Linked DNA regions of Mus musculus: region 1 is linked to region 2. A link is a contact called in ENCODE Hi-C or POLR2A ChIA-PET data. All regions are on one chromosome and are shown on one strand. The core of a region is the stretch at or near the end of the contact, and the rest is flanking DNA. Distances in the headings are between cores, read along the strand shown.

Region 1 (4,283 bases), core at 1,211-3,710, 85 kb after region 2:
GAAAATATGTGATCTAGATTTTGAAATGTTTGTTGTATGACTGAATGGTGAATGCTCTCATAACTTTATCATTTTCCTCTGGATCTTTACATAAACAGATATTATTATTGACCTCTGCTCTGGACTTTCCATTCTGCCCCACCTCTCATCCAACCTATAACCAATGAGAAAAGTTCTATTGACATGATGAATGGACCCAGAATAAGAAGGATGGGGGAGTAAGAAAAATTCTTCCCCTTTTGTATGCACTGACTCTTCATGGGGGATGCTTTTCCCACCCTTCTGAAAGGTTCCTGAGGAGTTAATGTATAACTAATATCATTCAATCACTTTTGTCTGTTTGATAAAGAAAACTCACTGGTCAGCTCTCTGGTTTTAATTCTTGATCTCATCTTTTAGGCAAAGTTTCTTTCCAAAAAATCTCCCTGGCTCCCATCACCATGAGAGAACCTATCATGCAACTTCTGGCAAATCGAATTTAAATATAGGAACCAAAATAGTCCTGCATTCATTTCCCCCTGTATTTTCACCCAACCAAGTACAAAAACTCTCCAAATTAGCCTTTGTTTGGTAGTATTGTTCTCCATTTTGTTTTAGAATATAAGTAAATATGTCATTTATCTTGATGCGAGACAGGGTCCTTCTCAGTGGGTTACAGTAATATATAAATGTGTGCAGTTAAGATATCTACCTAACAAAGCTAGACTAATTCATTTGATTAGTTTTCAATACCAATCTCTGACTGCTAGAGTTACCAAACAGCAAATGGACAGTTAAATCCTCAGTCTGTGACTAATATTTATATGTTTGCCCCAGGCCAAAGAACCTGGTGTGCTGGCTTGCTAAATTCTAGGGCTTTTCAGGGATCCTGCTTACTTCTGGATGTCTAAATGGTCAGGCTTATGAGACCACCAGAATTCACTGCTGCTGCTTTGTCATTCCTTGACAACTGTGGAAGCAAAACATCCCCTCCTGCCTCCTTGTTGACCAAGTTTGTCTTTAATGGTGGACCAGTCTCATCAAAATAGATTCTTGAGGAGCTAAGCAAGCCCGTGGAACAGATGACATATTATTTTTGCTCTGTGGCATGTCCCTAGAAAACTCTCTATGTAAAAAAGACTCAGAGGTACAACTAGAGCGCACAACCAGAGTCATCTCCTGCCTGTTTGCACTGTTGTAAGGAATTTCCAGACCTGCTTCATGGCCTGGTGTCCATTTCTGTACAAGCAAGGGTAGTAACTGTGTTGTTCTCTTTGGGGGAAGAAAAATAAAAAGCCTTTGCAGCACCCACCAGACAGAACCCTAAAGAAGCCCCTCTTCCAAAGCATGGTGACCTGAGAATATTGTTATAAAACCTGGGGGGGGGGAACCCAGTTTATTTCTTTCCAGAAATCCCTACTCCTTGTGAACTCTGCTTGAACCTAAAAAGCAGGACTGGGTCATAAATCATTTGGACAATGGTCAACTGTTCAGTGGCTCATCTTTTCCATCACACCCCCCCCCTTTAAGGCTTTCTTTTCTCACCCTTTGGTACCTTTGCTCATTTGAGCACCAAGACCCAAATGCTGGTGGGGGGGGCAGTTGGGGGAGGGGCAGATGATCAGGATTTCTTGTTTTGGAGTAGTCCTCTGTTGCCCTCTCTCCTTCTGCTTAGTTCCTCCTCCTCCTCCTCCTCCTCCTCCTCCTCCTCCTCCTCCTCCTCCGGCCATCCACCCCCCCCCACCCAAACTCCAACCCGAGGAATGGGACTGTGCAGCCATTCAGTCTCCTGGAGCACCCCTAGACCTCTTAGAGAAGAGTCACCAAACAGACAGGCTAGTCATTTTCCAAAGTCCCCGGAAGTTACCCAACTCAATTTGGAGGCCTAAAGGCAGGCCCCAAGACAGGGCCAAATGGTTTCCAACCGGAAGGAAGACCAGGCACCCTCGCAGAGCTCCCACCACTCTCTCTCCAGCCATGCCGGCCCGCCCAGCTGGCCTAGCCTCAGAAGCACCGGAGTCCTGATACTTGCTCACTGCACTTAATTCTGCCCAGATCAATACCTAATATGATACCGAATAAATAAAAGGCGCTCACAGCGGCCAGGGGACAGGGTTATTAAGCAGCTGGAGCTCTCACGGTGCATATCAATGCACCTGTCATTGTGGTTTGTAACAAAATTTATGACTGTGACCACGGCAGCAGTAAACGCTTCAGTAAGGAATGAAAAGAAAAACATTTCCCAAGGCCCGGCACTTTTCAGAAGTGGAAAGCAGGCTCCGCGTAGGAGGCAGCACGGCAAAAGAATCCCCTACTCCGCACTTTTCCCGTTTACACACCCTGCGTGCGAGCTGCGGGGATTATATAAAGTGGCCGGCGCCAGCCTGGCCTAGTAGCAGCTGTGCTCGGCAGTCCAAGTTGGAAAGAGAGGATCGCAAGCCCGGCCGAGGACCACAGACCTGCTGCCCGCCTGGTCTCGGACTCTAGGAGGCTCGATGGATGCCAGGCGTTTGCTCGCTCGCTCGCTCGCCCGCCCGCGGCTGCCATGGGAAGGCCGCCGGAGAGGAAGGCTTGGGCTGGGAGGGAGGCCACAGTCTCTGGATGTGTCAAGCGCGGCTGTGGTAGTGAATAGCTTACTGCCACCGTCAGTCGGTGCCAGTCTTGGGTGGCAGAAGTGGGAGGTGATGGGACACTGGTTGTGTCAGTTTCTCTTAAAATTCTTGGAGGTTCAAGTTGGTCTAACCTCCACTCCCTATTTTGTCTAACCCGGGTCTTCCAATAACCCAGGGATCTTATCCTGGAGGCGGCGACTTTTACTGGGCATTCTTGTTAATTCAGTAGAACGGAGCGGTGACACTCTTTGCTCTGATGGCTTTGCTACTTCTGGAAAACCAGTCTTCAGCGGGTTTGCTGAGAAGAGAATTGACTGCCCACTTTCTCCCGACCCCTCTCAGCCTGAGCCTCTTCTGCCCTTTGGGAAGCCCAGGACGCCCATTCTAAATCACTCCTGTTTAGCCGGGATAACTCAGTACTGTAGCATACCCTGCATTTAAGACAGCGGACGCACTCTATTAAAGCGCCATAAATTTGAAGGCCGATGATCGGTTCTCATGTAACAGGCAGCAGTTCACACTGAGGTGATCCACTTCAAAGCCACCCTTTGTTTTATGTCTTGATGTATGAATCCTGGGATGGCTATCTTGAGTTAAGGGGGTGGGGGTGGGCATGGAAATGTAGAGCAAATTATTTATTTGTTTATTTAAATCACCCCCCACTCACCACAATATTGCATGTATATTGTCTTGAATTTTATCTCTAACACTTTTTGTAGGCTCTTCAGTTTTCTTTGGTGTTCTGCGGAAGCAGATCTGGAACAAAATGGAAAACTCAGTAGCAGCTGGTTCTGTCTTCCAAACATACCAGGAGAGCCTTTACCCTCTTTAAGGGTGTCATAATCAATGTGACCATTGTATGTGGTGCCTGCAGCTATTCCAGACGCTTTGGCCCCAGCAGAATGAAGACACAGTTGGATCCAGGGGAGCTTGAGGGCAAAAATCTTTGGCTGGATGGGGGAGGGGAGAGAGAACCTGGTCATGAGGAAAGGACCAGGGGGTGAGCCAAGTGGGTCAGCCCTCTCAGAGAAGCCCTAAAATAAGGTAGGAGGAAGCTTACAGGTTAGAGGGACAGGAAAGGAGGGTAGATGTGCAAGGGCACCTGGGTGGATGTTACTGGAGCTGCCTCCTCAGGGTCCGGGTAAACGGGGAGTTAGGTAAACTGGAAATTCGGCTCTAGCTATATCCTGATTTGCACATTATCTCTCTGGCTCAGCTAGCTTTCCTGGAAGTTGTTAGAGAATGCCCACACCAATCTGGGCCTGGGCTGCTTAGTTCTGGGTCCGGACTAGACTATAAATATCGTAAGAAGCCAACAACCTTCCCTATCTCCAACCCCAAACCAAGACCAAGCCAAACCGCTCACCACTGCGGCTGCTCAGCACGAGCCGGTCTCTGGTCAGGTGAAAGGAGGGAGAGGCAGTCTCTCTCTTGCATCTGCCCTGTGCAATTTGTCGACTCAGTAGTTTGCAAACACTAAACTGCACCCGGGAAAACCCCACACAAAGCGTCCAGGGAGCTTCTAAAGACGAGAGAGCGTAGCCATAAGCCTTTGAAGTGACCTTTGGCTCATGCTGCAATAAGTCACCTCTTAATGAACACCCAACGGAAGCGCCTCAGAGAGATGCCAGCCCGGTAGGACTCCTAACTTCGCGGCCCGACTTCAGCTTCCCAAGATGGCCTGTGTTGGGG
Region 2 (4,173 bases), core at 281-2,780:
TTAATTCATGCTATATTTTGACTTAGGAGCTGTTCCTATACTACTTTCTATTTACTGAACTATCTAGCTTTAAATATGTCCTACTACCATAACAGACCACTACAAGCACCTTAAGACAAATACAAACTTCCTGGGGATTTGTAAACTTCACTAACTGAGGTAGAATTCTGAACTTATCAAAAGTTTATCAAATACCATTTCTTGTTTTCTTGTTGAAAAGAAATCACACATTGGATATATACATTCAGAATACAAACATATACTGTGAAATGATTTATGACATAGTATCAGTCTAAAATAAACCACTGACCTCAAGTCAGAGGCCTGACTTTTTCAACCTCACTGATAAAGTCAGAGAGAAACATTACTTGAAATCTGTGTTATTTACTCAAGTCATGGGTATTTAAAGAGAACTGACAGACAGGTCCTAGGATACAATGGGAAACAAAATTCCCTGCTTTCATGAAGCTTACAATCTCTCTTCTATCCTCTCTCCTATAAAATGCTATTTTAAAGGAAATCTAAGTTCACACAAATTCAATACAATGGAAAGCGTTTCGAAAAGTTGATAACACATTATACTTTCATTTCCAATGTACTACTTTACCCCAAATACGACTGTTTATCTTAGTGACTATCTCCTCATTCGAACGTTGAAAACACTGCTGGAATTAACATTCATCCCATTAACTTGACTCTTTTTTTCTATCATAGCCACTTTCGCCAAAATAAAAACTTCAATACGAATGTGTGTGTGTGTGTGTGTGTGTGTGTGTCAAAAGATGTTTACTTTCTTTAAACTTCATGCCCATTAAGAATAATTCAAAGAATCCCACAGACTTTGCAAATGGCTTGGAGAACAACTCGGGTGACCCATCAACAACAGGTAAAGAAGGGCAGCTCAAGAGTGACAGTCACCTTAAACTTGAGAACCCAAGAGCAGAGAGGCTGCCCTATTCCCACGGAAACCTTGGGGGAGGCGAGGACCCAACCCGTGGCCACGCCCCCACCTCGATCCCCAGCCCCGGGCCTCCGCCACCTAAACCGCGGAGTCGGGGAACAAAGCGCCGCGGAGGGAGTGAGGTCAGGACTCTGTCCCTGCAGGGTGACCTTGGCCATGTGTCCTCAGTTTCCTCATCCAGAAAGTGAGGCCAAGCCTCCATGGCCGCTGCCGCCTCCACCCGGGCTGTAGACTCAGCACCCTCGACCCACGGCTACAGGGAAACTCCAGCCCTCCGCCTCCCCACGCGGATCCCCGCCGCCACCCACGCCGCCCCGTCGGCGCCCACACGGGCTACCTGCGATCTGGGAGACGAACGCTTCCGCCACCAGAGACATGTCGGCTGCGAGGTCCTGCGCGCGCGCCTGAGCTCCGCGGCGCTCGGCGCCCTCCCGCGCGACCTCGGCGGCCTTCCCCCGGCAGCTGACGAGCTTCGCTGGGCCAACGCTAAGACGAGCAGAGCTCACCTCGGCAGCGGTGGCTCGGCCCGCAAGGTTACCGCCAGGCCGACCAAGCACTTCCGGCGTCGCTGACAACGCGCGCCGGCACTTCCGGCTGCTCCGCCCCGCGCGCTCCGGACCTGCGAGAGCCCTAAGAGAGCAGGCTCTCTGGCTAGAGTCTTTTGGATTTGATTGCAACCTTTCAGCAGTTCAACAAGACAGAAACAGCTTCAAGAGGTTCAAGTGCCTGGTCTGGTTCTACTGGAGCCCAGAAACTCAGGAATTCTCTCAATTCCACTAACTGTAGGATTCGGGGTCCATAGACTGATATTAGTGTTGGTTATTTGTTCAAATGCGCTAGCCAGAAGGAGGCTTACACAGCTTGTGAGCTGAGACATAATTTAATCTTTCAACTCCAAGCACCCAAAATGAAGCTTGGAGAATAAAGCACTTCAATTACTTGTTTCTGAGTGTAGAAGGAACAAGAGTAAAAGGAAGGGCGCTAGATCCCTTGAATCTTTCCTCTTAGTCTAATCTTTTTTTTTTTTAACTATAGGTTACAATTGACCAAAAATCATAAATATTACAGAATTAGAAAATTAGAAGCATAAAGTTACACTTGATTTCAGAAATCATTTGGTGAGCCAAAGCCCCCTTTCGCTGATGAGAACATGGCTCGGAGAGGTGAGACGATGTTGTTGTGTGTGTGTGTCAGTGTATAGACCCAAGACAACTTTTGGTACTTAGTTCTCTCCAACCATGTGGGTTCCAGGGATCCAACTCAAGTCTTCAGGCTCGGTAGCATAGCCCATACACACACATGCATCAGCTTGTACAGTGGTCAGTGTCTCAGTACCTCTTCAGTTGCTCTCCATCCTCTATTTTGAGATAGGGTCTCTCACTGAGAATCTGGAGCACAAGGATTAGGCTGGCCAACAACACTCGGAACTTGGTCTGTCCCTGCCCACCTCCCACCCAACCCTAGAGTAAACTACTGTACCTGGCCTGCCTCTGCCTCCCGAGTGCTGGGATTAAAGGTGTGCACCACCACGCCTGGCGATTTTGTTTCTTGTCCACAGATCTCTGACCCTCCATTACAGTTTATTGTCTAAATTTCTGTTCATATACTTAAGTAGTATATTGCTTTCTTAGAGGTGCGGGACAGATTATCACACACTGGGTGTTTAAAACAACGGATGCATTTACTCTCTGGTTCTGGAAGCTAGAAGTCTGAGGTTAAAGTGTTGGCAAGACGATGCTTGCTCTCAAGGACATAGAAATAAATGTCCTTCCTCCATCTGCCCAGCTTCTAGGATTTCCAGGGTTCCTGGGCATTCCATGGCTTTAGACAAGTCATTTCCACCTTTGCTCCCACCATTAGGCAACATTCTCCCTTGCATCTGTTTGTCCAAACTTCTGTCTTCCACTGAAGGCACCAGCCAATGGATTAAGGCCTACTCATTTTTTTTATGACCTCTTCTTGGTTTTATCTGCAGAGCCAATTTGCAAATATGGTCACATCCATAAATACCAGAGGCTAGTATATAGAAGTCTTCTCAGAGGACATAAAATGGTAAGAAGTTTTGAAGAGTAAACCAGAGCAGGTATCAGTAGCCCCCACAGCAAATGAGAAGTCTATTCAACCAAACTTAAGCTTCCTCATTTAAATAGACACAAAGTACTTCTGAAAGCATCTTTTTCTCTGCCTGAAGTTCAGAGTTCATGAGAGGCTTATAGAAACACAAGGAAGATGGTAGGATGCCATCTGTTTGTGCTGAGGGAGGAAACCCCAACAGTGTATGTGGCACCCAGTTTCCTCCTCATCCTGAGGTTGATATTGACCCAGAGAAATGAGCTGTTGTAGGTATCTTCCTGCCAATCAACCCTTCCATTCTTGTCCTTTACACAAGGGATTTTATGTACGTACGGCTTTGAAAAACTGGAAGTCTATTGTCACATCAAGTTGTGCTGGCCTCTTTTATCCGTTGCCTTTCTGAAGCTATAGATGCTATGCTCTGACTGTTTTGGATCAGATGTAGTGTCCTATCCCAGGATTTGACTGGGAAAACAATAAGCAAGTGTGAGGGGTAGAGGTGAGCCCCAAATGGAGAAGGATGCTAGAGTCAGAGGCTGGAGACAGATTGGGGAGCAAGAGAGCGAGAGTCAGACAAATGGAATGATTCTGCAGTTTCAGTCGGCATGCTACACAGGAACACAGATAAACAGGGGCTGGGGTGCCTCTGAAGCACTGGGTTAAGACACTCTGCCTTTGCTACTAAAGCAAGTGTCTTAACCTGCCCTAGATGCTAGAAGAAAATACCTTAGACTGGTTAAGGTTAATTTGTCTTTTTCTTTTTTTTTTTAAGCAGAGTCTTTCTACATAGCCCTGGCTGCCTGGCTGTCCTAGAACTATGTAAACCAGGCTGGCCTCAAATTTACAGACGTTCCTACCTCTGCCTCTAGAGGATTAAAGGTATGATCCACCACACCTAGCTAGACTGGGTCATTTTTAAGCAGCAGGTTTATTGCTCAGTTTGAAAAGCTCTTCAATCCAAAACCAAGGCTTCTGTAGATCCAATGTCTGGTAGGGAAAGGAGGACTCGTAAAGGAAAGGCACTAGATCCCATGAGTCTTCTTCCCTCTTAGCCTGATCGTTTTTTAAATTATAGGTTACAATTGAAGAAAAATCATAAGTATTAGGGAATTGGAAGCGTGAAGTAACACTTGTAATAG

The links. A loop is a pair of places that touch in the nucleus more often than their neighbours do. ChIA-PET counts read pairs that join two places held with the same protein, here RNA polymerase II (POLR2A).
Region 1: a map of T-helper 2 cell shows a loop between it and region 2 (2.8-fold over the local background). The contact joins the enhancer-like site here to the promoter of Mtx2 in region 2. A Hi-C loop is called at or near these places in 2 of 37 maps with a recorded cell type or tissue (T-helper 2 cell and regulatory T cell). POLR2A ChIA-PET finds 5 or more read pairs at or near these places in 1 of 5 experiments (embryonic stem cell).

Annotation. Positions count from the first base shown.
Region 1 is chr2:74,738,679-74,742,961 of GRCm38, reverse strand. All of the region lies in intron 1 of Hoxd3 (homeobox D3), which reads right to left. Among named protein-coding and RNA genes, the nearest start is that of Gm14424, 12 kb to the left of the region's middle. Within about 2 kb of position 2,460, at least 1 of the 3 ENCODE cell types and tissues checked has a DNase peak (open chromatin) inside an H3K27ac peak, as active enhancers do.
Region 2 is chr2:74,823,169-74,827,341 of GRCm38, reverse strand. Mtx2 (metaxin 2) reads right to left here and starts at 1,530. Exons shown (of 10, transcript NM_016804.4): 1 at 1,299-1,530. The coding sequence starts at 1,338.